Linked DNA regions of Mus musculus: regions 1, 2 and 4 are each linked to region 3. Evidence: chromatin loops called from intact Hi-C (ENCODE). Cell type or tissue: gastrocnemius. All regions are shown on one strand. Links, peaks and the distances in the headings refer to the core of each region. The heading gives the core; the rest is flanking DNA. Region 1 overlaps Tspan33 (tetraspanin 33). Region 2 holds the start of Ahcyl2 (S-adenosylhomocysteine hydrolase-like 2). Region 3 overlaps Ahcyl2 (S-adenosylhomocysteine hydrolase-like 2). Region 4 overlaps Smo (smoothened, frizzled class receptor).

What was found. Peaks named below come from ENCODE experiments on the same cell type or tissue, not always from the same donor. Only the 100,000 strongest peaks of a DNase experiment are listed, where the experiment ranks them.
Region 1: it touches region 3 in a loop (5-fold over the local background); 17 of 42 quality-filtered maps call a loop at or near these places.
Region 2: it touches region 3 in a loop (5-fold over the local background); 23 of 42 quality-filtered maps call a loop at or near these places.
Region 4: it touches region 3 in a loop (4-fold over the local background); 21 of 42 quality-filtered maps call a loop at or near these places.

Annotation. Positions count from the first base shown.
Region 1 is chr6:29,704,370-29,711,890 of GRCm38, forward strand. Tspan33 (tetraspanin 33) reads left to right here. Exons shown (of 8, transcript NM_146173.3): 2 at 5,572-5,629; 3 at 6,218-6,345; 4 at 6,647-6,721. Among named protein-coding and RNA genes, the nearest start is that of Tspan33, 14 kb to the left of the region's middle. In gastrocnemius, for the core only: no CTCF peak of the experiment used is centred there; a DNase peak (open chromatin) is centred at 3,746.
Region 2 is chr6:29,763,487-29,771,007 of GRCm38, forward strand. It overlaps Ahcyl2 (S-adenosylhomocysteine hydrolase-like 2), which reads left to right and starts at 4,957. Exons shown (of 17, transcript NM_001171000.2): 1 at 4,957-5,420. The coding sequence starts at 5,052. In gastrocnemius, for the core only: a CTCF peak has its summit at 2,879 (motif pointing right); DNase peaks (open chromatin) are centred at 4,521 and 4,886; H3K4me3 peaks cover 1,518 bases; H3K27ac peaks cover 1,476 bases.
Region 3 is chr6:29,815,925-29,823,445 of GRCm38, forward strand. All of the region lies in intron 1 of Ahcyl2 (S-adenosylhomocysteine hydrolase-like 2), which reads left to right. Among named protein-coding and RNA genes, the nearest start is that of Ahcyl2, 51 kb to the left of the region's middle. In gastrocnemius, for the core only: a CTCF peak has its summit at 3,576 (motif pointing left); a DNase peak (open chromatin) is centred at 3,595; H3K27ac peaks cover 701 bases.
Region 4 is chr6:29,754,043-29,761,563 of GRCm38, forward strand. Smo (smoothened, frizzled class receptor) reads left to right here. Exons shown (of 12, transcript NM_176996.4): 3 at 280-489; 4 at 650-822; 5 at 1,132-1,351; 6 at 1,441-1,564; 7 at 2,739-2,831; 8 at 3,215-3,323; 9 at 4,294-4,479; 10 at 4,824-4,972; 11 at 5,442-5,576; 12 at 5,810-7,324. The coding sequence ends at 6,243. Among named protein-coding and RNA genes, the nearest start is that of Ahcyl2, 11 kb to the right of the region's middle. In gastrocnemius, for the core only: a CTCF peak has its summit at 4,636 (motif pointing left); DNase peaks (open chromatin) are centred at 2,153 and 4,612.

The DNA.
Region 1 (7,521 bases), core at 956-5,955, 110 kb before region 3:
GATCCCACACTACATTTAGCTGTCATGTTTCCTTCCTCTTCCTCCTGGTTGTGACAGTTTCTGACTTGGTTTTGATGATGTTGTTGAGGTATTGTTGTAGGATTTTGTAGATGGTCCCTTTATGAGAACTGCCTGATGCCTGTTCTTGGTGTTCCTGTGGGTTTGAGAAGGAAGACCACAATGGCAAAGTAACATTTTCCTCCAGTGACTCGTCACCATCGTCCCATTGCTACCGATCGTGAACGAGAGGCTGAGGTGCTGTCGGTTGGTTTCCCCAATGTGCAGTTGCTTTTTCCTCCTCTGTGCTGTGCTCTTTGGAAGAAAGACTATGCACAGCACGCACATAAGGAGTAATGGGTTCTGTTCTACTTCTTTGATAGCTACATTTATTAGTTAGTCTCTATTTAGTCATTTATTTGTATTGATATAGGTACACAGACAACTGTTTTATACTATGGGCAGTGCTTTAATACAGTTACATTTTTAACTTTATTTTAAAGTACATGTGCATGTGTGTATGGCTGTGTATAGGTGTGCATGTGAGGACAAGTGCCCAGGGAGGACAGAGGCATAGGTCCCCTGGAGCTGGAGTCACTGGCAGTTGTGAGTCACCCAGTGTGGTTTCTGGGAACCAAACTTGGGTCCTTTGTAAGAACAATATGCACTCAATCATTGAATCATGGTTATTTACTCTGATGCTCTGGCCATTGATAGCTCATTCACTTGGTGCGTGTGTCTCCCCAGTGTGAGAATTCTGATTGTGTATGGTAAATGTCTCTGTGTATGAGCACCCTTGTGGAAGCCAAAGGAAGACACGGAGTCATTCCTTCTTTTCTTCTCTGCCTTATTTCCTTCCTATAGAGTCTCTCATTGGAGCTGAAACTCTCCGCTTTGGCTAGGCTGGCAGACCATCAGTCTCTGCAGACATGTGCTCCCCAGTGCTGGGTACCCGTGTGCTCAGCAGCCATACCCAGCTCTTACGTGGTACTGGTTCTCATGCTTGCCCAGCAGACACTCTGACCCACTGACCCAGCTCCCCTACCCCAGCTTTATTCCTCAGCGCCTTAGTTTCTGCCCCAGCCTGTTCCAGGCTCATCTGAATATATTTCTGCTCTGGCCCTGAACTAGCCCTTTCTCGCCGGAGTCCTGCAGATGACCATTTTCATTCCAAGGTGATAACTCATTTTGTATAAGAATACAGGGACTGGAGCATACAAATTATTTTATATCATCTGACTGACAGCTTTTCAGGAACATAAATTTTCCTAAAAGCTAGGCTCAGCTATTTTGAAAATGGTACCTAGCTTTTAAAAGTTTCTAGCCAGGCTTCATTCTGTCCATTATATGAAAACCCATTCTAAGAAGAGAAGTGACTTTATCTCTATCCCCTGAAAGCAAGCCATTGGTGGGATTCTTATGGGGATGTTGTGCTAAAGATTGGTACCATAGGGAGATTACCAGAGTGAGAGGGAGGTTGTACAGTGTTCACATGCTGCCACAGCACCATACACACTCAGCCAGATGTCCTTCTGCTCTTTCAGCTTCAGAGGCGAGTGTCTGAATCCTTGCTGGAGCTCCATACAGCTTTAAAGTTGATGGTGGTAATGTCTGCAGCACTAACCTTGTCATGGCAGCGGCTTTGAGGCTCCAGGGTGGGACGTGAGGGCAGGGATGGAGATGTGAAGGACAAAGCTGTGAAGAGCAGGTCTGGAGGGCTCAGGGGAGAGATATCCTTAACGATCAAGTTAACAATTAATAATATTCATGCCTCAATCTGGATCTTAATGTAACCGATTTTCTATCTTCCATTCCTGGTTGGCTGCACTTGAGGCTTAAAAAGTCCATAAACTGGCTGCACTGTGGGATCACCAGGAACTCTCAGAACTACAGTTGCTCGGGTCTCCTGGCCGGGGATTCTAAACTGCTTGGTTTGCAGGGCAGTCTGGACATGAAGAGTTGAAAAGTCCCCTCCACCTCCAGGTGCCCAGGTGGTTCTAATGCAGTCGAGAGCCAGTGCCCTAAGCTGAGGTTACACTAGCTTTCCCCGCAGGGTAACAGATCACAGGCCCTCGGCACTTATCTAACAGCTGGTGGATCGGGTTGGAATAGCACATTCGTTTCTGTTCTCCCAAACTTAATGTTTAAAACAACACAGATTTAATCTTTCACATTTCTGGAGATCCAAAGCTCAAAACAGGCTTTGCTGGGCTAGCACCAAGGTGTCTGTAATTCCATATTCCTTCCTGTGTTCTCTAGGGGAAATGTCCTTTCCTGCTCCTGCTTCTGCAGCTGCCTACATTCCTTGGTTCATGGTACTGCATCACTTCAACCTTGCTTCCACTATTCTGCCTCTCTCTCTGAATCTGCCCCTCTTCCTTCCTTCTGATAAGGTCTACTTGTGACCATATTGGGTCCTGGGCAGTGGCAGTGTGTGTGTGTGGGGGGGGGGGGGCAGAGGGATGAGGAGATCTTTAAATCCTAAATCACATTTGCAAAAAGTCTCTTTGGCAACATAAGATAATATATTCACAGGCTCATAGAATTAGGACATTATTGTCCCTGGAGGACATTGTTCTTTTTACCCCAGAAGATGGAGCAAGTGTTGTAGTTACATGCCCATGGAGAGAATTAAGTTGCCCTGTGATATGTAGCCTCTCCCTCTCTCCCATTCTTCTTCTCCCATCTCTGTCTCTTTTGTTGAAGTAAGGTCTCACATAGCCCTTACAACATACCCAAGGCAGGCTTGAGCTTCCGATTGTCCCATTTCTCCTTCCAGAGCTCTGGGACTGCAGGCATGCACTACCACACCTGCTGGCTTGATCCCTGTACAAAGTTATCCAATCTAGAAAAATTTTAGCATATGAGGAGACTAGGAGCAACAAAAATACAGAATACTCATTTTTAATTAAGTCCACAGTAATAGAATACTCACAACTGCAGTTCTGTGCAGTAGTGAGGGAAAGGCAGAGGACAGTTTTGTGGAGTGGGTTCCAAGTACTGAACTCAGGTTGCCAGACTTGCACACAAGTGCCTCTCCCTGCTGAGCCATCTTGCTGACCCAGGTGTGTTAAGTTTTCAGAGACATTTATTTGCTCATACTGTTAAAGGGCTCGTCCAGACCTGGCAGCGACTGGCATCCCTGACCTAGGATTTCCCTGTCTTCCCCCATGTTTCCTAAGCCTGGCCATGTGTTAGCACCCACAGCCCCACGTTCAGCTCGGTAAGCTGCCCTGTTTATCCCAAGCAGAAGATGAAGGCTAATAATATTTGGACCCAAGTCAGAGGAAGGGCCAGACCTGGGTGGGGGTGAGGAGAGCATGTTGGATCTGAGTCAGAGGATGGATCTGAGAAGTGGCCAGGAGAAAGCACTATGGACTCACACACTTGATCTTAGCCAAAAGGCCAAGAAACCATAGCACTATGGATTCACAAAGAAGCATTCCAAAGACTTATTTTTAACCCAGGCCTGGCATTAACTACATACTTGTCTTTTGCTAAATAGTAAAGAATGTTCAGAAATAACTCCCAAATGGAAAAATGTCTTCCTCACAGAGGGCTAGTTTAATCTCATTACCTGACCTAGGGCCCAGCTCCCTTCTCTCACTGAAGACCTCCCAGGTGGCTCTTTCCTGCAGAGTGTTGTCTCACAGGATGTGGGATCTAGCTGCTATACCCTTCCCTCCTGAGCTGGTCAAGCCCCTGCTGCTGAGACCTCTCCGCCAGAGCCTGGCCTAATCTATTGCCATGGTGACAGTGAGCTGCTGCTTAGCACCAGCCTGGAAACTGGGCTGGAAGCTGAGCGGAGAGCTGGGGCTACCAGGCACTCTTGGGAGCCTTGGAAAGAAAGACCCCTCTGGGGGCCCCTGGGAACCTCTCATGGGCTTTGCTCTTACAGGGAGGAGCCATGAAATTTGTAAGGCTTAAATTGTCTTCTTCCATATTGGAATCAGAGTTTATAAAGATTCCTTTCTATGGTAGAGCCAGTAAGCACACTCCTGCCTTTCACATTGGTGTGTACTTTTATCCTTGGCTTCCAATGGAGTTAGCTAGAGTCTGCGTCTGCCAGGAAGACCTGCCTGCCTTTTGATGTAGGTGAGTTAGAATTCAGAATTGAACACATCCTATATAGTCCTGTTGGTGATGGTATATAGTATTCAGTGTCAGAAATTTAGGTGATTTCCAAGCATTATTTTATTCAACTCTCACAACATTTTTTTTTCCGGACTGACGATATGGCTTAGTGGGTAAAGGTGTCTGTAGCCAAGGCTGACACTCAGCCCGAGTGTGATCCTGGGACACAGAGCAGAAGGAGAAAATCAGCGCCCGCAGCTGTGCTCTTCCTTCACGTGTGTGCTGCAGCAGGAGCTCACACATAGACAGATGTCAAAAATGGAAACGAACTTGTTTTTATTTATATGCATGTGAGCATTTTGCCTGCATGTGTGTAAGTGCCCTCAGAGGCCAGAGGTAACCGACTGGAGTTGCAGGTGGTTGTGAGCTGGCGTGTGGGTGCTAGGACCTTAAGCCAGGCTCTCTGCAAACACAAGTGCTCTTAATTGCTGAAACTTGTCTCCAGCCCCTAAAACATTTTTTAAGACATAAGAAACATAAGTTTAGTCAGGCAATGATAGCTCACACCTTAAATCCCAACACTTGGGAGATAGAGGCAGGCAGATCTCTGAGTTCGAGGACAGCCAGGGCTACTCAGAGAAACCCTGTCTTGAAAAACCAATAAGGAAAGGGGAGAGGAGGGAGAAAGAGAAAAAAGAAAAATAAAGTTATGATCATATTTTAGATAGTTTTGGCTGGAGAAATGGCTCAGTGGTTAAGAATGTTTACTGCTGTAACTCAGGACCTGCCTGGAGTTTAGATTCCAGCTCCCACACAAAACATTTCACGAACACCTTCATCTCTAACACCAGATCCAAGGATCTCTGTGCCCTCTTCTGGCTTCAGTGGGCACCTGCACAGACACGTGAAAACAGTCACATGTGAAAAAAAAATTGGTTTTGAGGCAGGCTCTTGCACTGTAACACAGGCTGGCCTTGAATCTTGTCTCCCATCTCAGCCTCATAAATGCTGAAATTAAATGCCATAAGTCATCACACCTGTCCCTTGTCCTTAATGCCGTCTTCACATGCAGAAATCAATGGCAACGGCTGTCCCAAATGGAGTTCAGTATTTGAATCTCTCAGAAGGCCATGCTTTGTTTTAATTGTGTCTCTGTGTGTGTGTGTGTGTGTGTACGTGTGCGTGTGCGTGTGTGTGTGTGTGTGTAAGTTTTGGTGTTTGTGATTGAACCCAAAGCCTTGTGCTGTAGCCCTGAGTTATACCTCCAGACCTGTCTGGAAGCCTGTTTTTAATCACTGTTTGTTCTATACTAAACTTGTACTGTCTTGATTCCTCCATCTGTGAAATGCGGACACTATCTGTCTCACAAGATGATTGTGTTATAGAGAATGAAGGAGAAAGTGCTGGGGAGTGGAAGCACCCTTAGCGGTGTTGGGTAGGGGATAGCTGCACCTGTGCCTGGAAACCTGGCCTCTCCTGACTCCTCTCCTGTTCCCACAGGTAATCTCCATGGTCATGGTGGCCGTGGGTGTCTATGCCAGGCTAATGAAGCACGCAGGTGGGTTATAGGTCTCCCTCTGCCTCTCCTCACCCTTGCTGCACCTCTGGCCTGCTCCAGCGCTGGTCCTGGGCTGAGGTCAGAGGAGCAGCCCCCTGAACCCAGTCTTACTGGGCCACTTCAGATTGGCAGTTCCCGTGGGTTTTCCTGAGCCCCCACCCCCTCCCAAGATCTGTCTGATCTAAGCCCTGGAGCGAAGCTAGGTCTGTAGAAGCAGAGAGCAGTCAAGGACTTGCCCCCCCCCCGCCCCCAGTGTGTCCTGAAGTAACTCAACCTTAATTCCCCTGCAGAGCATCTAGGAATTCGCCCAGCCAGTGAGCCCAGTGCCGCTCTAAGTCATCTCTGGAGCAAAAGCGGCTGCTCCACTCGTGATGCTGGAATGAAGGCTTTCCCTAGTTCTTCAAGTTACATGCCAGGACTCCTCCAGCACACTCTTGTTCTTTCCTGTGAGGAGGTCTTTCCCATAATCTCCACCAGACAAGGAGGTTCCCCCCAGAACAGGAAGAAAGTTTGGGTACACCCTCATCCTTTCCTGGGAGCCCCCTCAGTGGGCAGCAGACTCCGGCTGAGGGTCAGCCTCTCTCCCAGAAGCAGCCTTGGCTTGTCTGGCGGTGGACCCTGCTATCCTGCTGATCGTGGTGGGCGTCCTCATGTTCCTGCTCACCTTCTGCGGCTGTATCGGATCCCTTCGGGAGAACATCTGCCTTCTGCAGACGGTGAGTGGTCAGGCCGTGCAGAAAAGCCTTGCTTGCTCGTCTTCCTTGTGCTTCCTGCTCCCCTCTGCCATCCTATAGAGGTCCATTCTGTCCCCTCTGTCGCATCCTACCCTGTGCTGTCCGCCCCTCGATGCAGAGTTCTGCTCTGGGTGGCAGCGTAGGGTGGCCACCTCCATAGCATTGTCCTAGAGGCAGGAATCTTTGTTGTATTGGGGGTGTGGAGAAGAGTCTAGCTGCCTCTCATTGGCCCTGGAAAGGGCTGCTTCCCAGAGCAGTGACGCTGTTCCTTGTCTTGCCATAGTTCTCCCTCTGCCTCACCATCGTGTTCCTGCTGCAGCTGGCTGCTGGCATCCTGGGCTTCGTCTTCTCAGACAAGGTAACACTGGGAGCCTGGAGGCCTCTGGGTACCAGAGGGAGGAAGGGGAAGTTCCTACTGATTAATTAACCACAGCACATTTTCCCCTGGGAAGCATCAGCCTTTGAAAGGTTCCCCCTAGGGATGGATAAATGGCCTTTAACATCAATCTATTTAAAGAGAATTTCATGACTATAAGGTGTTTTCCTTTGACAACCTGATGCCATGGTGGGGGGTGGGGTGGGGTGAAGGGGGGAATCAATAAACATGAGGAACATTAAAATAACCTACATACTTAAATGGTAAACAACTAAGTAGCACCCAGGGATCAAAACCACAGACAACTTGAAGAGACTGTTACTCAAACCCTGTTTATTGAACTAGCTGTGGGAAGCAGAGGGAAGGCAGACCCTGTTCTGAACCATGCTTCCCGCATCTGGAGGTCGGCTGCCCGAGGCAACAGTCCTAATTAAGAACCAGCATTTCCTTTAATCCCAGCACTGGGAAACTGGAGGCAGAGTGATTTCCACTAGTTTGAGTCCAGCACTGTCTACCTTGTAAGTTCCAGTGTAGATGGGACTACTAGTAGTGAGAAATCTGTCTATTTTTTAAAAAGGAGGAAAAGTGTAGCAAGGTGTATTGGTGTATCCCTTTATTCCTAGCATTCAGGAGGCAAAGGCAGGTGGATCTCTGAGTTCCTGGACAGCCTGGTCTACAGAGTGCATTCCAGACCAACCTGAGCTACCTAATAAGACCCCACCTTGAAAACAAAACAACACCTCCCTCCCAAAAAAGGGGGGGGGGGGAGAAAAATGAATCAG
Region 2 (7,521 bases), core at 521-5,520, 53 kb before region 3:
ATTATGTTTATTTGCATGTGTGTATGCCCATGTGTCATGTGGTTTTCATAGGACAGCTGCCAGGAGTCAGTTCTCTGATTTTTAAAAAGAACAGTCTGTATTTCTTGGATTTCTTTCTACTGTTTGTTTTGAAACAAGGGCTCAGGTCTTGTTTTTTGGTTTTTTTTCAAGACATGGTTATTCTATGTAGCCCTAGCTGTCCTAGAACTTGCTTTGTACCAGGCTGGCCTCAAACTCAGAGATCCTGAGTGCTGAGATTAAGGCATGAATCACTGCCTGGCTTAGGTCTTGTTATATAGCTCAGACTGGCTTGCAGTTTTGTGTGTATGGCACACTGGCCTTAATTCTCAATTCTGCTTCAGCCTCTGATAAGCTGGTATTACAAGCTGGCACCTCCATGCCTGCCTGCTTCTTCTTTCTTCTTTCAGATGCAGTTTTACATCCACAAGCTCAGTTCTCTTCTTGTACCACATGGGTTCTGGGGCTTGAACTCAGGTTGTCAAGCTTGCTGGTCAATGCCTCTACCTGCAGAAGTGTTTGTCTTGCCAGTCCCGTCCCGTCCCATCCATCCACCCACCCACCCATCCACCCACCCACCCATCCATCCATCCATCCATCCATCCATCCCATCCATTCACCTATCTATTTTTGAGACTGGGTCATGCTATATAGCCAGAATGAACTCATATTCTCTATGGAGTTCTACTCTAGACATTGGAAAGATACTCTTTTTGTCTACAGAATTTTGAAATTCCACAATGGTATAAATCAACAGAGGTCTGTTGTCACATACTGTGCTAGGCATCTAGTGGCTCCTTTCCTATTCCTGCTCTTACCCGGGTTTTATACACAGCAGGCAAGTCCTCTACCACTGCTATGTCCTAACTCCTTCCCTATTTCTTTTGTCCTTCTAAAATCTGTCCTTTTATTAATTGGGCTTAGTGAGCAGGTTATCTAATTTATGTACTTTTCACATTTGTGAGTTTCAAATGGGTACTTTGTCTCTATCGTTTCCACCCTACCCTCTTGTAATCTTCTGTGGTTTTGTATTTCCTTATGGTAGTTTTAGGAATGGAACCCAGGCCTCTGAGCATGTGCAGCAAATGCTCTGCTGCTGAACTGTGCCTGCAGCTCTGCTTTTGAGATGTAAAGAAAAGAATGTGCTCACCTAAAGAAATGGGGGAAAAACTAAGGAATGCTACAGCTGTTCAATGCATTGAATGTATTATGCCAAAATATACATTAAACTGCATGTAATGCATATAAACTACCATTTTCAACATCTGAGCAAAAGATAGAAAACATCTTTTGTATGCAGAAGTACACACACTGTGATCTCAGCACACCTGGGAGGTTGAGGCAGGAGGACTTGCTGAAGTTTTGGGCTAGCTTGGTCTAAATGCTAAGTTCTAGGCCAGCTAGGCTGCACAGGGAGATTCTCACCTCAGCAAACAACCTCCACAACAAAAAATCTCTACTTACAGTTTTCTAATGAAAAACAAAATCTGCTAGCAGCTTTCATTTAACCTGTGCTGTCGTTTTCTGGATGTTTATTCCTTGAAACTGTATGCTCCTTCACAAAATCAGTATTGTAAATCGCCAAGTGAGTTGATGGTAGTGGGACACAGTCTATATAGCCTAGCAGGCTTTATTAATGTTTCAGTCTAGCCCAGGGCATCCTCGAACTTACAAATTCTTCTTCCTCAGCTTCCTGAATACTGGAATTATATGTGTGCACTACCAGTTGTTTTACAATTTAAACTACGTTAGCCTCTACCTCTTTTCTTGTGTTGCTGGAGATGGAACCCAGGGCCTCATTGCATGCCAGGATTCCTACGGCATCTTGCTTTCACCTTAGAGGTTTGCTTCACATGTCTGGTGACTGGCTATCTGCTCACGGCGTGGCACGAGGTGTTCCCTGGAGGACGGTCATCACTGCTTGTGATCTGGCTGGCCCATTTCCTTGGAGAATTCCTCAGCATTAGTTTCTTTGTTTTCTCTCTTGGACCTCATGGACCTCATTATTGTCTGCCTGGCTCCTGGAAGCTGAATGAACCAGACGAAGGAAAAAGACCTGTAGACCTAAAACGTCTTTTAATATAGTTAATAGACTTGCGTGTAATCTTCCGGTTTCTAATCTAGTAATTCCACCTTCGAGTACACTTGGTTTGCTTCAGCAACAAAGCTGTGCCTCAGAAGCAGCAGATGAGTAAGATGGAGCTAGAAAGCCCGAAGAACGTGGTCTGACTGTTGGTTCCAGGCAATGTTAAAATCTGGGGAAACAGGGGCTAACATCTGTCTCTTTTCAGGGCTCAAACTCCTTACGTTTCATCACCACATCCCCCTGAAGGATCGGCTCTTCTGCTCAGTCATCAATCCTCGTGGCTGGCCAGGTAAGCAGCTGCTGGGTATGAGTTCCTCACATGCCAGGTGGCTGCACTGTAGCTCCCTCGTGCATTGGGGGAAAGGAAGAAATCAGTTATAAAGTTGTTAGCCCCTGCCCAGCAGCTGGAGGATGAAGCTCTGGGCCATTTCTTCGTAACAGGAAGGAAATGATCAAAACCGGACATGTGAGGAGAAAGCCTAATAAGCTCTTGTGTCTGGCAGACTTTTGGGTTCTGTGGAAATGGCAATGCTCAGGTGCCTTCCAGCATAGACTTAGAGACCGGGAAATGACAGCTCCTAAAGCTCCCACATGAAGAGACTTCCACGGTACTAGAAGGATCATGACAGGAACTCAAGCAGGCGATTTCTCCGTTTGTCTCTGTCTTTTTTTTTTTTTTTTTTTAAGGACAATTTTTTTAAAGATTTATTTATTATTATATGTAAGTACACTGTAGCTGTCTTCAGACACTCCAGAAGAGGGCGCCAGATCTTGTTACGGATGGTTATGAGCCACCTTGTGGTTGCTGGGATTTGAACTCTGGACCTTCGGAAGAGCAGTCGGGTGCTCTTACCCACTGAGCCATCTCACCAGCCCCCGTTTGTCTCTGTCTTATTCTTGCTTAGAAAAAAGTAGCTTTTCCAATGACAAGCTGGCCGGTAGTCCAAGGGAGCTGTTAGGGCTGCAGTCACTTTTTGAACAGCCACAAACCATAATCCTCTTTGCCTCAGTTTCTTTAGGAATAAAAAAGCCTACCTCATAATATGCTAAAAGTCAACCACATCTTAGTGCCCTTTTCCCCCTTTAGGTAATATTCACATAAAAATTTAAAGAATGTGCAACTAAAATAATTTTTAAGCTTATGCATATGTGTGTGTCTGTAGGACAAGAGGGTGTCACACCCCCTGGAGCTGGAGTTGCAGGTGGTTGTGAGTTGCCCAATGTAGTTGTTGGGAACAAATTACAGCAAGGGCTCATAAATTTTGAGCCAACTCTCAAATCCCTAGAAAGTATGGTGTTGTCTCCTACTTTTTAGTCTAACTTCCTTCCTCCCTCTTTCTGTAATGTATATGTGTGCTCTAACTGCTTGTACATCTGCAGGTCAGAAGAGGGCATCAGATCACCACTATAGTTGGTTGTGAGCCACCATGTGGTTGCTGGGACTTGAACTCCAGACCTCTGGAAGAGCAGCAGATGCTCTTAACTGATAAGCCATCTTGATGTTGTTATATGCCCCTTCCCCTTCCCCGCCAGGGTATCTCTGTGTAGTCCTGGCTGTCCTGGAAATTGCTCTGTAGACCAGGCTGCCTGCCTCTGCCTCCCAAGTGCTGGGATTAAAGGCTTATGCCACCACCGCCTGGCTTTTAGTCTGATTTTTAAAATTATAAGCATTTATTTCCTTTTATCATTAAAAGACTATTGGAGAACTCTTCTTAAAAGAAAAAAAATTCTATCATCAGTAGAACATTACTTTCAGGTAAGTTTCTTCTTTTTGTGACAGGCTTTGGCTAAGCAGTCAAAGCTAACCTCAACACATTTCTGATTCTCAGGTCTCTGTCTCCTGAGTGTTGGGCTTACCACTATGACCAAATGGTACGCAATTTTATTTTATTTTTGTTATTAAAAATAAAACTGGCAGCTGGTGATCTGGTCAAAAGTTAATTGAATTTGTTGCTCATTTAGAGGGCCCAGGGTAGATTCCCAGTTCTTTTCTGGTCCTTTAATTACATGTGTGCGGTAGAATTAACTTTTTTTTTTTTTTTTTTAAAGACAGGGCCTTGCTTCATAGCTCAGCTGGCCTCGAACTATTATCACTGGTGACGCATACACTTCAGATGTTCAAATTATTACTGCGTACTCCACCATACCCTGACGAGATTTCTTTCTTTGGGGATTTGATTTTAGTTACTTAATTCAAGAGTACGCCAGAAAGCATGACAGCAGGAAATGGCTTATTTCTTTTCTTCTAGAAACCAACCCACTGAAGAAAGGCTCGGAACGGAATGGAGAAACCCCATGCCTTCTAGCCTGGAGCCGGAATTCATCTCACCTGACCTGCCGCTTTTCCTTTAAAGGCCGCCCACGTGATAGCACACATGCGCACACTCCGGAGGAAATTCACGCCGTCAGGGGAGCGAGTCATTCTTGCCCCCCACTTTCCCTGGGGTTTCTGGCATTCCTTTCCGGAAACCACAACCCCTCTGGAGACATTCTCCTCATCTATTCCGTCGCGTCATCCGTTTTTATACTTTTCTGTTAGTCGCTGTCCTGGGAGTTCCCTCTCCATCAAAAACTACTTTCCGGAGGAGGGACGAAAGGACTACAACTCCCAGGGGACTCTGCGGCCTATCCCCCACCCACCCCCCCGCGAGGCGAGCGCAGTGCAAGTTGGTTGCTGAGGTCCCACGGTCTTCTAGTCGCGTGCAACCCGGAGCAAGCGCACTACAGGTTCTGTGGCGCCTCGCGCGTGAGTCAGACAGGGGTGGGGCGAGGCTCGAGAGGCCGGGCTGGCGGCGAGCGAGCGGGCGGGCGGAGGAAGGGGGTGGGAGCGGAGGCGATGGAGGGGAGGAGTGGGGGTATGGGGGAGGGAAGGGGAAGGGAGGCGGGAGGCGGGGCCGAGTGGGAGCTGGTGCGAGAGTCAGAGTCGGCGGTTGCAGTGGAGGCGGTGATGTCGGTGCAGGTTGTGTCAGCAGCGGCAGCCGCCAAGGTGCCTGAGGTGGAGCTGAAGGATCTGAGCCCCTCCGAGGCGGAGCCCCAGTTGGGACTGAGCGCGGCGGCCGTGGGCGCCATGGTACCCCCAGCGGGTGGCGGGGACCCAGAGGCTCCAGCTCCGGCTCCCGCGGCGGAGCGGCCCCCGGCCCCCGGCCCGGGCTCGGGGCCCACCGCGGCTCTGAGCCCTGCGGCCGGGAAGGTCCCTCAAGCGTCCGCCATGAAGCGGAGCGACCCTCATCACCAGCACCAGCGGCATCGCGACGGCGGCGAGGCCTTGGTCAGCCCCGACGGCACGGTCACCGAGGCGCCGCGCACGGTCAAGAAGGTACTGGGGTCGGGCTGCCTCGCTTCTCGGAGAGGCGGGGAGGGCGGGCACGGGAGTGGCGGCCCTTCAGGGCACGGCGGCACCCGGTTCCACACCCTCTAGATCGTGGAGCCGAGAGTCTTCTCCCACCCTTGAACCCGCTCTTAGAGCGGCCGCCACCCGGTGCTCCGCTGCGAAGCGAAGCCTCTAGGTACCACGGGCGTACTTTACTAATAACATGGAGGTAGCGCCCTTCACTACTACTTGAACGAGGCAGGGGGAGGAGAAGCACCTACTACTACACCCGGCGCCTCCAGCACACTCCCGCGTGTAATTTTCCGGACTGTTCGGTGGCATAGAAAAACCTTCCCTCCAGCGATAAGGATAGCAAGATCTTTTTCCTTGGAGAACGAGGAAGCTGTAGTTAGCTCTCTCTCATGAGAGCTCGGGAAACCCTCTGAGTTGCCTGGCTTCTGTACAGATGATGACTTTCTGCCTTTCTGTGGCCAACAGCTCTCCACAGGGTAGTACTGATCTGTGCCCTTCCTTTCTAGCCATTGCAATTCTCTTGTACTGCGATTGTAGACCGGTAATGGAAAGATGCTTCATTCACCCTGAAGAGGGCTGGTCTCTAGGATTACCAGATTGTACCTGAAGAGAATGCTTATTTTATTCATATCTTTATCGTGAGCAGAAAGTGTTAGGAAGAAATGCTTGCTACTTTGAGGAAAGTAATCGTTTGGGGCTGTCGGCTTCCTTCATAAATAGAAACGTGTAATGATGGTACCCCCGAATTATTTATATATTGGCTATACCCTTTACCCACTCCCCTCGTTTTTTCTCCCATTTATTGATGTCAGCACAAGAGGTAAAAGACAAGATCTGTGGATCATCTAAAAAAAAATGTGGCTTTCATTTCTTGGGAACAGTATGAACACAATGATTTACGTTTTTTCCCATTATAATGGGTGCATTTTGTTCCGTCAGAACAACAGTAAAAAAAGATATGAAGTGTACATTGGGTTTACTATGTAGAGTTTAGGTGAACCTTGGCTCCAGCAAAACATTTTGTTGTAATTACCTCATGACTTAGGGCAGTTAACTTTTTCATTTGGTAGTGCTAAATGATGTCAGAGGCAAGACTGAAGGAATTTAACAGTGCTTTAGGGCATGCTGTGTCCTTTGCAGTTTGGTGTGTTGTCCTCCCCTCTCCATGCAATTATAGTTAAATGGAGGAATTACACTTAAAAGATGCAGCCTGGGCTAGTGCTGGAAGTACTTAGGTCAAAATTAGGAAATCCAAAGCCTATTTCTCACTTGTTAAGATGGTTTGTAGCTTTGGCCAAATCTTTTTCTTGTGACTGTTTTTTTTTTTTCCCTAAAGTTTGTAATTTAGTTCTTTTAAGGGTAAAATGTTTAACAATTTACTTTTAGAGTGAAGTTTATACTTAGGTGCAGACCTAAGTTTGAACATAGTACTCCCTTCCCCAGATTTAACTTTTGAATAAGTCTATAAGGTAATTTCTCCAATAAAATGGGGGTACTAATTATGATTAAAGATTAAAAATGTTTATGGTCATCACATAGAACTTGGTACCTACAGTAGGATCTTAAACAATAACTTATTAAAATTTATTATTTCACTTCTCATTGCTTAAGTATATGTCACTGTGACCTTCTCTGAAAAAAATACACATATTAGTAGTAGTTCAATAGATTCTGTATAAAGAATTAAAAAAAAAGAAAAAAAAAAAAGAACCACAGGCCAGTACCCCAGAGTCTGTTATTGAATTCTAAATGTGCTTCTTGGACACTTTCCTTGTTGCTGAGCCACCTTCTTCCTGGCTTTTTAAGTATCAAAATCATGTTCCATGATTCTTGATTTACTCAGCAGCCTCAAGGCTATGAAGACAGGGCTGAGCTTGCCTGGCAATTATAATCCCACCAGAAGCCTGTGTTACCTGCTGCACTGTCAGCAGGTAAAGTCCTGCAGCTGTGTGGCAGAAGGAAGGGCACTGCTGAGCTCGGCTTGGCTCCCTCTTTTCCTCTCCCCTCCCTGTTTCTTACTCCCTCTTCCCTTCCTCTTGTCTCATTAGGGTGTCAATCTGTAGCCCAGGCTGCC
Region 3 (7,521 bases), core at 1,015-6,014:
AGGACCATGAGTTTTCACATAGAAAGCTGGGGCATGACTTCATATGCCGATAACCCTTCCTGGCATTGTGGGGCAGAAACAGGCAGAACATTAGAGCCAACCAGTTAGCATAATCTAAAACAGTGAGCATCCAGTTCATTGAGAGACCCTGTGTCAAGGCAGTAGGGTCTAGGATGATGGGGAAAACATTTGACATCCTGCTCATGTTGGGGTAGGTGCCCCCTCACACTTAAGGAACCATACAAACACACGCACACACACACACAAACATACATAAACAATAGCAACGGGCTGGTGAGATGGCTCAGTGGGTAAGAGCACCCGACTGCTCTTCCAGACTGCTCTTCTGAAGGTCCGGAGTTCAAATCCCAGCAACCACATGGTGGCTCACAACCATCCATAACGAGAACTGACTCCCTCTTCTGGAGTGTCTGAAGACAGCTACAGTGTACTTGCATACAAATAAATAAATCTTTAAAAAAAAAACCAATAGCAACAACAACAAAACACCAGAAGCACCAAGGAAAAAGGTCTGATTATCCTAAAATAGTTACTTAAGACCCTTTTTAGTGGTTTGCATTGTATGCAGCCACAGAAAGCCAAGGCAATAGAATCTCAAGGTCAAGGCCATGTTAGGCAATGGGCCTTCTGTCGCACCCGCTCTCGACCAGCAAGAACGACGCGACACCAGTCCTTCTAACAGCAGTTTATTCAGTCCTGATTCTTCTTGTTTATATCTCCCCCGAACCCTGGGCCTCTCACTCCTTTTATACTCTCTCTCATCCACGCACCGCAGGCCACGCACCCTCGCCAGTCACGAGGCTTCAGCTAATCAGGGCAGCAGGGGCAAATCTCCACCAAATTGGATTCACCTGTATCCTGGTACACCTGCGCAGCACTCAAGATGTTTGTGTCTTATATGAGGAAGTCAGGTGCAAGTCATATAACTTAGCTGCAGTCCCTGGCTCCTTTGGGACTGCCGCCACACCCGCTCCCCACAGCCTTCTTTCCAAAAAGGGTAAATAAAACAAAAATAAATAAATAAATAAATAAATAAATAAATAAATAAATAAATAGAATTTTATCACTATACTTAGAAAAATGAAGGCTATAATGAGTGGAGAAGAGAGGCTGTGTCAGGGAAGCAATGAGAAATCACCGTATTCCTTAGCACCATTTTTAAAATTCACTTTACATCTCAATCAGCTCACGTCCTCTCCTTCCACCCTCACATACTCCTTCCTCATTACTTCCTTCTCCTCCGAGAAGGGGAAGCCCCCCATGGGTACCAACTCACCCTGGCACATCAAGTTGCAACAGGACTAGGTGCATTCTCTCCCATTGAGGCCAGACAAGGTATCTCAGCTAGGGGAAGGGGATCCAAAGGCAAGCAACAGAGTCAGACAGCCTTCCCTCCACCCCCCCCAACCCCCACCCTTCTCCAGTTGTTAGGGGACCCACATGAAGACCAAGGTGCACAACTGCTATAAATGTATAGGGCCTAGGCCTAGCCCCTGCATGCTCTTTAGTTGGAGGTTTAATCTTTGTGAGCAACCATGGCCTTAGCACCATTGTTATACCACCAGTCACAGACTTTCCCCCTCAGATTATTTCTCACAAAGTCAGAACATGGAAAGACAGATAAAATTACTCTTGAGTGTATGTTGGCTTTCACTGGATTTAAATATTTTGGCTCTCTAGAATAGCTTGCTCAATTGAGCAAAAAAAAAAAAAAAAAAAAAAAAAATCTGAGACTTATTACCATGGAAAGGAAACAGTCTTACACCTCAATTTCGCTGAAAAAGTTCAAGGCATTGTATTACTAAGTGGTTTAAAGGAATGTTCAGAGCTGGGCGTGGTGGCGCACGCCTTTAATCCCAGCACTTCTGAGGCAGAGGCAGGAGGATTTCTGAGTTCGAGGCCAGCCTGGTCTACAAAGTGAGTTCCAGGACAGCCAGGGCTATACAGAGAAACCCTGTCTTGAAAAACCAACCCCCCCCCCCCAAAAAAAAGGAATGTTCAGGTAGGTTTTGAAAATAAACTCAGGAAAGAGATGAGTATGTATTTCTTAGTTTATTGCATCTGTGCAGTTTGAGCTCGTCCCCTTGCTTGGTGAGGTAAGAGTTGGACACATTAGTTTATGCTCTCCTCCCCAAGTTCAGTTATATTTCAGTCTGACTGAAGTAGGTGATTAATGTGTCAAAGCTCTGTGTGTGTGTTTCCCATCTTTCTCACCTGTAGTGCCTGGTGCATCCCCCCCACAAAGCCTGACTGCAGGTGAGGTGGTTGGGGATGTAAAGGCAAGGGCCAGCGTGTGAAGCTAGGATGTCAGCAGCTGCTAGGAGAGGGGCTGCCGGAGTGCAGTTGGTTGTTTTCTAGTTATAATTTGTATGTGTATGTGTACCCTTGGTCATGATGGTGTCGGGAGCTGCCTGTGAATCCTTCCCACTTACTATGCTTGATCTTAAAACCCACCTGAGTTGTGTGTGCTACTAAAATTAGAGGGACAGAAAAAAGTTGGAGTAGGTAAGCTCTCAAAACAGAAGGCCCAGTGTGGTGCTTTGGAAGCTAGTGCACTGCTCTGGACCATGAGGTGCTGGTGTGACAGCAGTGGGGGGAGGGGGGGGGGGAGGAAGGAGGTTGAGAGTGCTCTTGCCTAGGCTTATGGCTATGCTAGAAACTGCTGTGGAGCTCTCGGGCGGCTGAGTGGGCTCAGAAGTTAAGTTGGAAGTGGTGTTGCATGCCTGTAATCTCAACACTTGGGAGGTAGAGACAGGCCAATCTCTGGGAGTTCAAGGCCAGCCTAGTCTATGGAGAGAGTTCCAGGACAGCCAGATTGGCATAGTGAAACCCTGTCCTCCCCTCCTCCCCTCCCAAAAAAGAAACAGGCAAGCAAACAAAACCCTAAAAACAATGACAACACCAAGAACCTCAGAAAGGACCCCGTTTCTATCATTTACAGCGAACTAAACCTCCACCCTTCCTCTTTTCTGTCTTCCCTTTCTCCTTCCTTTTCTTTCTCCCTCCCATCCCCCCCTCCTTTTAATGTATTTAGTTTATTTTTGGGATGCAATCTTCCTGTGTTCTCTAGGCTGGCCTCTAATTCTGGGCTTGTGCTACAGGTGTGGCATGCCTTTACATTTTTTAAAAGATGAGAAAAATATTTAAGGAAGATGTTTAGTATTTGGTCATTTCCAATACATAATTAAATATTAGAGATAAGTAAGAAGACAGCCTTTAGTTTTGATTTGATAGGAAAGATGTTAATCTCATTGAAAGAATATGGTTAGAATCCATTCCTAATGGCAAGAGAAAAAAAAAAACCTTTTCTCACTCTTTTTCTAAAGGGAATGGAGAGTTCACCAATGGGACACCTTTATTGTCTCTTGGTGAGTTCTGATTTAGGAAATCTAAGGTATTTTCTTTTTAATGTTTTAGTGAAAAATAGAAGGAAGAAACTATTTTGTTCTATTATTTAACTAAATATTTCAAGAAAAGGATCATAAGTACAGGTTAAATTTCTACTAATCTATCTGATTTCACCACTCTGGTTTGGTTAGGAGCTGTCTCCATCTACTGGTCACAGACGACCTGCTGTTTTATTCGGGTACATGCTTTCCCCACTTTCTCCCTTCAGTGCTTGACAGTTGTGCAGCCAGGCTCTCTGTGATTAAGTATCATACCTTTATGTCGCTTTTCCTAGAAGTTGTAGACCAATAATTGCAGAGAGAGCAGTGCAAAGGGCTTGAAGAAATAAACCAAAAAGCTGAACTCTGTTAAGTGCCTCGTTTGTGTTTAGTATTTGCCAAGTAAGTCTAATTTATATATTAAATGACTTAAAGGTTATCACTTCTATTTGACCAAGGGCATCATTTCCCAAAGTGCTGTTGGTCTAATTTCTTATGCTTTCTTAGAAAAGATTGCCATTATTATCATTACCAAATAACACAGTTTGAAGAGCGAGGGACTAGCCAGGCATGATGGCATGAACCTGTAATTCTAGCACTCCAGAGGTAGAGGCAGGAAATAGAAGCTTGCATTTAGCTACACAGTGAGTTTAAAGATAGCCAGAGTCATATAAGATCTTCTCAAAATTAAACGGACCAAACTGACTTTGGTCACGGGTTAGCAAACTTATTTTAGGTTTTAGACTATGTGGTTTTCATCGTAGCTGTTTCAACTAGTGTCATACAAATGTAGCCATAGGTATAATACACAAATTCTAAGTGTAACTCTATTTTAAAAATACCTTTATTTATGGAATCTGATATTTGGGTTTGCCATAACTGCCTTGTGCCAGATACAGTATTCTTTTGTATTTTTCAGCTATTAAAAAAAAAGAAGAAAGAAGATCAAACCTATACATTACCTTTCCTCTCTTGTCCTTTTCCCCTTCCTCCACAGATACATACACAGAAACTTACTTTTCAAGTTATAAAAAAAATAAATATTATAAGAAAAAAATCCAGAGTCTGAAGAGATGGCTCAGAAGTTAAGAGCACTGGCTGTTCTTTGAGATGACCCAGTTTGATTCCCAGCACCCACGTGGCAGTTTGAAGCATTTCATAACTCCATTTCCAAGGAAATTCAGAGTCCTCTTCTGACTGAGGGCACCAGGCATACACGGTGCACAGACAAACATGCAGCCAATACCCATCCATAAAAACTAATGAAGCGGTAAAGAGTCACTGGGGTCAGGAAGATGGCTTTGTGAGTATACGAGTGTTTGTCTTGAATGTGACCCTCAGAACCCACAGTGGAAAGAAAACTGGTGCATGGAAGTTGTCTTTTGCCTTTCACACACTGAAAGAAAGATCAGTTGTCATCAGAGTTAAAGCAACATAATTCATTTTAAGGAATATTTGTGTTTTTCCAATTTTAATATCTCTGAAATTGGGATGTCAGTTTAATTGGCAACACTCTTCCTGACCATGTCTGTGGCTTACCTGGCCAGCATCTTCGCCTTTGTTCCTCTCAGATCTTTCTCTATGTTTAATTTACATCTCTTCCTTTAATCCTGTCCTTTGACATACCCTCATTATTTACACGTTACCTTGGGATTCAAGACATTTTTGAATCTTTCCCAATCTCCAGCATTAAGATCCTGCCATGTCTCCTGGCCTTGCCCTTGTGCTTCGATGACATTATGTCACATGTTCCCAAGTGTACTGGTCAACATTCTTTGCCTTTGCTCTGGAATCTCTCCCTGACTTGAAATGTCCTCTGGAGATTTATTGCAACATTCTTCCTCTTCTGATCCCACCAGTTTCTATCCATTGTGAGAGTCACTACCATTCCCTACTGTGGTATATTTTCTATTCATTATTACACCATGTTGTAAATACATATTTATGTCTCTGGCCAGTAAGATGGTTCCGTGCATAAAGGTACATTGCCACCAACACCAGTGAGCCGAGTTCTATCCCTGGGATTCACAAGCTGCAAGGAGAGAACTGAGTCCTGCAAGTTGTTTTGTAATCTCCACATGCCCCTCCCATAAACATGCACACTCTAAATAAAATGTAATAAATCAAAAAAGTCTTTCAGATAAAATTGTGAGTCACCTGAGGGTATTTAATAAGTTTATTAAACTAAAGGAACTGTGAAGGTTAATATTGTCTATTGTGGTATAGTTATGGAAGAAGGAGATAAGTTTGAAGGAAGTTTTAGTAAGGAAATAGGTAACAGTCTAATAGAGGGGGGAAACACCTGTCACCAATGAACGGTATCAGCAAGCTATTTAAGTTCTTGCAGCCTGAGACATGCAGAATATTAATCTGTCTGGAAAATTAGCATTGGAACATAATTCTATCTTTGTTTCAGAGTTTGAAGAGGAGATACAAGAGATCTGACAGGAGAAAAATAAATAGATAAGTGAAACCCCAGAGGGTGAGGCAGTAATGGTAGGTAAACTTGGTTTGAGCTTGAAATGTGATCTGGCAGTCCAAGAAAAGCTAGTACTATTCTGAGCAGCTAACAAAGAAGAATTGTGTCACAGGTTAGGGAGCCAGCAGGAGCCCACTGGGAATATTACATTTAGCACTGTGTCAGCATGATAGAGGCAGAAGGTGACGGCTCTAAGAGCAGCTGCAGTGCAGAAGGAAGGGGAGGTTAGAAATTGAAGCACATAGTGTTGACTGAACTCCTGCTGTTCTTAAGATGCAGGAGAGGACACTCCCAAATATCTTGAATGTTAACATCAGTGCAGGAGAAACAGTATTTAGCCAAGACTTTGTTGTTGTTGTTGATACAGGGTCTCACTATGCAGATGTGGCTGGCCTAGAACTCACTAAGGTAGATCATTGTGTTCTTGAACTTGTAGAGATGCCCCTGCCTCAGCCTCCCAAGTGATGGGGTTAAAGGTGTGCACCACCGTACCTGGCTTATAGAACTTTACAAGAAGATGAAACTCAGGGCAGGTAAATGAATCTTTCTCCAAAAGAAGTACTCCATGTCATTGTTGTTGATAATCCTGCTGCCTTGCCTCTTTGGACACTTTACAGTGTGAACGCTGTAAGGCTTCCTGTTAGATGAACTCCTTTCTCCGCAGAAATGGTTGAGAAATATTTTGGTCTCATGAACAGAGTTTTACTAGAAAGTAAGCTATAACTGTTCAGTTTAATATTTATAAATATTATATTGAGCATCATATACAACAAAGCACATGGTTCTTGAGGGTCTGAAATAAAACCACTGGTAAGGTAGGTCATTACAGGCTCTATGCCTCCCCTCGAGATGGATCTCAAGTTGGGTCCGTCATTGGACCTCCTTTCCCTCAGTCTCTTCTCCATTTTTGTCCCTGCAGTTCTTTAAGACAGCAACAATTCTGGGTCAGAGTTTTTGACTGTGGGATGGCAACCCCATCCCTCCACTCGGGGCCCTGTTTTTCTACTGGAGGTGGATTCTACAAGTAAGGCCCTTCCTTTTGAGTCCTGAGAGTCTCTCACCTCCCAGGTCTCTACAGATTACAACCCCCTGTAACTCTAATTCCAGGGGGATCTGACACCTTCTTCTGGCCTCCAAGGGTACTGCATGCATATGGTATACTTACATGCAGGCAAAATATCCATACACATAAAATAATAATAAATAAATAAGATACAGCAATGAAAAATGTGATTATTAATTCAAAGATAAGTTCAGGCAAATATCCTTGTATTTAAAACCAAAGAAACCCACAATATACTTTTTTTTTTTAGATTTTATTTATTTATTAAATGTAAGTACACTGTAGCTGTCTTCAAACACACCAGAAGAGGGCATCAGATCTTGTTACAGATGGCTGTGAGCCACCATGTGGATGCTGGGATTTGAACTCAGGACCTTTGAAAGAGCAGTCGGTGCTCTTAACCACTGAGCCATCTCTCCAGCCCCTACACAATATACTTTTACAAAGCAAAACAAAACAAAACAAAATGACAAAAACAACTCCTGCTTTTTTTTTTTTCATTTCTAGACACCATGATTTCTAAGTACCTTGTTTATAAGGAGCTATGTTGCAGCTCTAAAGACAGTGTCAGG
Region 4 (7,521 bases), core at 1,998-6,997, 61 kb before region 3:
TAACAGAATGATAGTGATACTAATTATCATTTACTACATACAAATACCATTATGAGAACTTTAGTCCTTTTATTAATCGAATCCTTACGCCCTATGAGGTAGGGGCTACTCTCTCAGATGAGAAAAATGAAATAGTCAAATAATTTGTCCAAGGATATAGAGCCATTGAGCAGCAGTGGGCCTCCAGTCAGTGTATCTGCTCTTGCCCAGTTTCCCAGACCCCCTTAACCCTGATTTAATCTCTCCCCGTGGTATTTTCTTTTTCCTTCCCCGTGTCAGAACGAGGTACAAAACATCAAGTTCAACAGCTCAGGCCAATGTGAAGCACCCTTGGTGCGAACAGACAACCCCAAGAGCTGGTATGAGGACGTGGAGGGCTGTGGGATTCAGTGTCAGAACCCGCTGTTCACCGAGGCCGAGCACCAGGACATGCACAGCTACATCGCAGCCTTCGGGGCGGTCACTGGTCTCTGCACGCTCTTCACACTGGTGAGCAGTGCTTTATGGACAAGGGTATAGGATTGACAGCCCAAGGAGCAGGGACTTGGTAGGGGACCCACAGAAGCTTATGAGGGGGGCTTGGGTTCAGATCGAGGCATCTGCAGCAGAACAGACCCTCACTTCACTGCATGGCCGCTTCTCCCTTTAGGCCACCTTTGTGGCTGACTGGCGGAACTCCAATCGCTACCCTGCGGTTATTCTCTTCTATGTCAATGCGTGTTTCTTCGTGGGCAGCATTGGCTGGCTGGCCCAGTTCATGGATGGTGCCCGCCGAGAGATTGTTTGCCGAGCAGATGGCACCATGAGATTTGGGGAGCCCACGTAAGTATCTTGGGGACCCAGAGGTGAGGGTGGGAGGAGAAAGCCTGTAATGCACATTTTCCTTAGAAGGAAGGAGTTGGACTTGAAGGCAGCCATAATGGGTAGGATTTAGCATTGCCCTGTTGTGTTCAGTGTTGAGACTTGTGATTCTCCAGAGATGATGTACCCTGCAGCCTCTTCAAATCCGACCTGTGTCCCAACTCCTGGGGACCCTCCTCATTTTAGTAGACTAGGACCTGGGGACAAGGTGCAGTGACTGGTAGGAAGGATACAAAGTGACTCTCCAAGTGACACCCTACATCTTCACAGCTCCAGTGAGACCCTGTCCTGTGTCATCATCTTTGTCATTGTGTACTATGCCTTGATGGCTGGAGTAGTCTGGTTCGTGGTCCTCACCTATGCCTGGCACACCTCCTTCAAAGCCCTGGGCACCACCTACCAGCCTCTCTCGGGCAAGACATCCTATTTCCACCTGCTCACGTGGTCACTCCCCTTTGTCCTCACGGTGGCAATCCTGGCTGTGGCTCAGGTATAGTGGCTGGGGGCTGGGGACCTGAATGGGGTGAGCTTGGGGGAAGGGTCATACCTAACTATCCCTTCCACACCTTTCCGCTACAGGTAGATGGAGACTCCGTGAGTGGCATCTGTTTTGTAGGCTACAAGAACTATCGGTACCGTGCTGGCTTTGTCCTGGCCCCAATTGGCCTGGTGCTTATTGTGGGAGGCTACTTCCTCATCAGAGGTGAGTGACTCAGCCAGGGCCAGCCAGGTAACATAGTGTGCTGAGCACCTACTCTGTGGAAGTGGGATGGTAGCTTCCAGCTCCACTGCCTTCCTCTGATATCTACCTAAACCTTGGTGCAATATAGAAGATGACCCTGTAGGCTGAACAGCACTTTTATGAGGACAGAAAAATGTACCTCTTCCTCCAAAGCCATGACCAAGGTTCTTGGCTTTTTTTGAGGGGAACTTGGCTAGATTCCAGACCCTCTTTCTTCGCCCTTGTCAGGATGTATTTGCATGGTGAATGCTCCGGGACACCTAGCTGGCCCACAAGGAGCATCTTGGGGCCATTGCTTATGTCTGTTCACACTAGTTTTATAGATACTGTCATATTTTTGGAGCTTGGTTTCCAAGTCATGCCAACCCCTAACATACACAAACAGTTTTCATAACATATACAGATTTACTGGTCCCTAATTTCCCCGTCTCAATCTGCCAGCCCATGATTTGCCTCGGTTTCTAGCTCATTTTGCTTGGTTTTCTTTGTCAGTTTTGGTTTCCTCCCACTGAACTGTCAACCTTCTGTTCAGCCTTCTTCCCTGCCTTTCTGGCAGAGCATCTGAGCCTCTGGTGTATAGTTTGCATCTGCGCCTCCCATACGGTAACCAGTAGCCATGGATGTTGAAACTAGGCCAAACTGAGATGCTTAAGTGTAAAAAACACGATGTGTTTGAGACTTAGCATGAAGAAGAGAAAGAAAAATATGAATATAAATTAATCACTAATAGTTTGTTGTATGGGATGCAGAGGTGGTTCTATTTGGGATATATTTGGTTTATAAAATAAAATTATATAATTTTTTAATGTGGCTACTAGAAAATTTGAGATTTTTTTTATATGTCACACAATGTATTCCTATTGGGCAATACTATTGTTGATTCTGTTTCAAGCTTTCACCATCAGAATAGCTTTGACCTGGTTTCCTCTCTCTGTCCTTGACTGTTGTCTAGGCTCTGTCCCAGTTACCGCAGCCCATAGCACATTTGCTAATAGCTGTTCTCTCATTCTCTGGTTCCCCAAGCTTTATGTAATTAGTCATAGGAATCCAGCGCCATGGGGCCTCCCTCCATGCACCCCCCACCCCAGAAGAGTGTCTTCTGTCCTGCTAATGTCTCAATTCTCTGTCTGTTTAGGGGTCATGACTCTGTTCTCCATCAAGAGCAACCACCCTGGGCTTCTGAGTGAGAAGGCAGCCAGCAAGATCAACGAGACCATGCTGCGCCTGGGTAAGTGGTGCCCAGGGGACTCTGGACATCTCAGTACTGAATCCTGATGGGGCCTCCAGGATGCAGAAAGACAGTGTGGAGAGTTAAATATTCAGGGACAGAGCCAAGGTATAGTGATAGTGGAGGAGGCAACTCCCTCTGAGAAGGGGAAGAACCCAGGTTAGTGCCAGGACCGCTACCACAGGCCCCTCGCCCTTCCTGTGGCCTCCCATAGTATAATAAATCACCTCTGGATTTATTTTGGAGGATGCAGTTTCTGACCTGAGCCCCGATGTAGCCACCCTGGACTCAGCTGCCTTCAGTATTCCATACGCAGTTGCCCTCCTCCCGGGTGCTGCTACCATCTCTGTTCTGGTAACGGATCCCGCCCCTGAACTCCACAGGCATTTTTGGCTTCCTGGCCTTTGGCTTTGTGCTCATCACCTTCAGCTGCCACTTCTATGACTTCTTCAACCAGGCTGAGTGGGAGCGTAGCTTCCGGGACTATGTGCTGTGAGTGAGGGGCCCCGGGCTTGGCTGTGGGCGTGGTTGGGACTGGAGCTCCGGCTATAATGCAGCATTGCATCTGCTTGTGAAGTGCTTGTTCCACCATCCCGCCTCAGCTATGAATAGCTTCTACATTGCTGTTCAACTCCACATGTCTGTCTGCGCCCCTGGGCAGGATGTCCTGTGTGTTTGCAACTGTTCAGAAACCAACCCATGTTGTGATCTGTGTGCCTTCTACCATCGGTGGCTCTCCCTGAGTCAATGCACAGGAGCAGGTCCTTGGACAGCTCAGCAACCTGGTCAAGTTTGCCAGTTCTGCTTGAGTGTTTCTGGATCTCAGTAAAGGTGAACCAGGGCACCTGTGGCATCTCCACTGCTAAAAGGATGCCTGCTGCTACTGGGGCTCATGGTTAAAACTTCCCTTAAAAGGAGACTCTGGCTGGAGAGATGGCTCTGTTTTTAGGAGTGCTTGTTACTGTGCCATAGGATGTAAGGTCAGTTCTCAGCATCTACACCTGGTAGCTCCCAAATGCCTGTATCTCCAGCTCCAGAGATCTCTCCCTCTCCTGGACTCTGCAAGCACCTGGACATAAGTGGCACACACACACACACACACACACACAACACACACACACAACACACACACACATCTCTGACTGCTTTTGGCTCATTCTTAAGTTTCCCCCTTTCAGTCTAGGAAGATGTTACCTGCGGTGATGCTCGATTCTTGTCCCCGAAGTTTGATGTGAGGCTCAGACAGCAGTGATTTATAAAAGCTCTCTAGATGATTCCAAAGTATGTCACTGGGGTCTAGTGGTACAGCTCAGTGGTAGAACCTAGTATGTGTGGGTTTCACCTCCAGCACCCGCTCCATGAGAATCACGCAGTGGGGCTCAGCTCTCTCCTATATGGATTCATGTTGGGTGCCTTCTTACTGGATCCCGATACCTTAGCTGTTGACCGTTCCTCATCATAGATGCCAAGCCAACGTGACCATCGGGCTGCCTACCAAGAAGCCCATTCCTGACTGTGAGATCAAGAATCGGCCCAGCCTCCTGGTGGAGAAGATCAATCTATTTGCCATGTTTGGCACTGGCATTGCCATGAGCACCTGGGTCTGGACCAAGGCCACCCTGCTCATCTGGAGGCGCACCTGGTGCAGGTGGGGTCAGCAGCTGTCTGATCTTGTCCTTCCTCTCTTACCCTCAGCCTCACGTCTTCACTTGAGGGCTTTGTCTTACATGCTTCCAAAACAGACTGGGGCAGTGTTTGCCAAAAGCAAGTCTGGATGGCTAATTGCTTAGCTGCTCACCACTGCCCTCTAGGGGACAGTGAGAACCAGCGCTTTTCAAGTAGGAGCCACAGGAGCCCTGCATTCTGGGCATGTTTTGTTGCTGTGAAGGCCTCAGCTCCTCAGGACTTAAACCTAGAATCCCAGGTCTTTCGATAGATTTGGAAGGCAGCGGCTGCTCTTGCACTTGCCAGCCCCACCCCTTCTGTTCTCAGGTTGACTGGGCACAGTGATGATGAGCCCAAGAGAATCAAGAAGAGCAAGATGATCGCCAAGGCCTTCTCTAAGCGGCGTGAGCTGCTGCAGAACCCGGGCCAGGAGCTCTCCTTCAGCATGCACACTGTCTCCCATGATGGACCTGTTGGTGAGCCTCAGTGTATTGTCCTGCGGAGACACCTGACCTCCACAGTACCAGGCCGGTTTCCGTCTGGATACACGGACTGTTTGACAAACTAGGGAATGAGGCACTCACTCACACTCTGCCTTGTCGTGTCTCACTGCCCCCCCCGACCCCCACCTCTCCCCTCTACCCCCTTTCCTCCCTCGGCCTGTTCACGGTATTGCAGTTCTCTGAGGACTTTGCTCTCTCTTCCTTCTTCTCTGCCATCTCCAGTGACTTTTCTGAGCCAGAGTAAGTCAGGGTGCTGGCCCTAGACTTATGATCTCAAGTTTTACTTTTTGGGAATCAGAGGCTGCTGCACTCGGATTTTGAATGGGCACTGGCTCCAGGGTGGAATCTCTCTGCCAGCTGCAGTGGGAAGGACTGGCTAGGAAAGATGACCCATGTTACATAAGGAGGGGTCATTGTTCTTTCTTTCCTTTCATCCCCAAAGCGGGTTTGGCTTTTGACCTCAATGAACCCTCAGCTGACGTCTCCTCTGCCTGGGCTCAGCATGTCACCAAGATGGTGGCTCGGAGAGGAGCCATATTGCCCCAGGATGTGTCCGTTACCCCTGTGGCAACTCCAGGTATGAGGGCTCTGTCTTCTGCAGGAAGGAGGGGTGGGTGGACACTTTGGAATGAATGTATGGGGTTGTAGAACTAGGGGAAGGAAGGAAAGGCCCCAGAGGACCTGAAGGAGATGCCAAGGCTTGGGAAGCCTGGAGGGACGGGTCCCAGAACCCAAGAACAGGGATTCTGGGAGGGAAGGGTGGAAAGAACAGAACAAAGCCCTAAGCTGTGCTCTTTGTCCCCCTGACAGTGCCACCAGAAGAACAAGCCAACATGTGGCTGGTTGAGGCAGAGATCTCCCCAGAGTTAGAGAAGCGTTTGGGCCGGAAGAAAAAGCGGAGGAAGAGGAAGAAGGAGGTGTGCCCCTTGAGGCCAGCCCCTGAGCTTCACCACTCTGCCCCTGTTCCTGCCACCAGTGCAGTTCCTCGGCTGCCTCAGCTGCCTCGGCAGAAGTGCCTGGTAGCTGCAAACGCCTGGGGAACAGGGGAGTCCTGCCGACAGGGAGCCTGGACTCTAGTCTCCAACCCCTTCTGCCCAGAGCCTAGTCCCCATCAAGATCCATTTCTCCCTGGTGCCTCAGCCCCCCGGGTCTGGGCTCAGGGCCGCCTCCAGGGGCTGGGATCCATTCATTCCCGCACTAACCTAATGGAGGCTGAGATCTTGGATGCAGACTCGGACTTCTGAGCCTGCAGGGCAGGTCCTAGGATGGGAAAGACAAATGTACACCTTTCTATGGCTCTTCCTGAGAGCACACCTCTGGGTCTCATCTGACAGAGTCTGTGGGCCAAGTGTCTGCCTAGAAGAGCTGTGTATGTCTGGCTAGAAGCAGCCAGGCCATGGAAACAAGTTGAATACAGCGATTGGTAGGCCTCATGTCAGAATCAGGACCCTGCACTTCAGGACCCTTGCTTCTGCCCACCAATCAGAGTCTGACTGGCAGTGTTAGTCTCCGACAGAGCTTGTACTAGGGCAGGAATGGCAGAGACAGGGATGATGGTACCCAGAGTGGGCTGTGGTGGTCTGTGAGGTAACCAAGCCCATGTCTGGCAGATGAGGGCTGTTTGCCCTTTTCTGTGCCAATGAGTGCCCTTTTCTGGCACTCTCAGACCAAAAGTGTTTATTGTGTCATTTGTCCTTTGTCTAGGAGAGGACAGGACTCTCTTTTTCCTCTTCCTGGTAGTTGTAATGACCACTCCCATAAGGGCTATAACTGTTCTTCACAGGTGGCCCTGCTCAAAATACATCCTCTCTTTTCCCGTTCTATCCCTACATTCACATCTCAGTTCCACTAGGCCAACCTCTTCCTGGTTAGCACCTTAAAACTGCAGTGAGCACACACAGACACACACACACATACACTCTCACACACACAGACAGGCATGCACACACACACACACACACACACACACACACACACCCCTTACTTCTGAGCTCTGTCTTAAGAGACTACTGGTTCAGCTCCAGGCCTCTGAAAGACATGTTATTTCTTCCTCACATCCATCCAGTGGGGAGGACCCTCTGACTTAAGGGACCACCTTGGGAAGCTTCTGTAGCTTCAGCCAGGCAAGAAAGCTTCTTCCAACTTCTGTTTCTGGTGGGAGCGGGGGGACTCCCACTTTTTACAATGTCTAGTCATTTTCATAGTGCCCCACATTCAAGAACCAGACAACAGGATGCCTTAGAAGCTGGCTGGGTTTTGGGTCAGGGGCTCAGTATGAGAAGAAGAAATATGAACAGCAAATAAAACATTTTTGTATAAGCTCATGCGTGTTTCTTTTCCCCAGCCCCAGCTCTGGCTTATGTACCTGGTCCAGAACTTCCATGAACTCCTGAGGTCTTTTTCACCAGTGGAAAGCTTGCTGGTGTGGTCATGACTGACAGATACAGGGCTGATTCAGCGTAATATGCTGGCTGCTCTCTCTGGCTACTTGGCAGTAAATGAACAAAAGGTGCTTGTTGGCC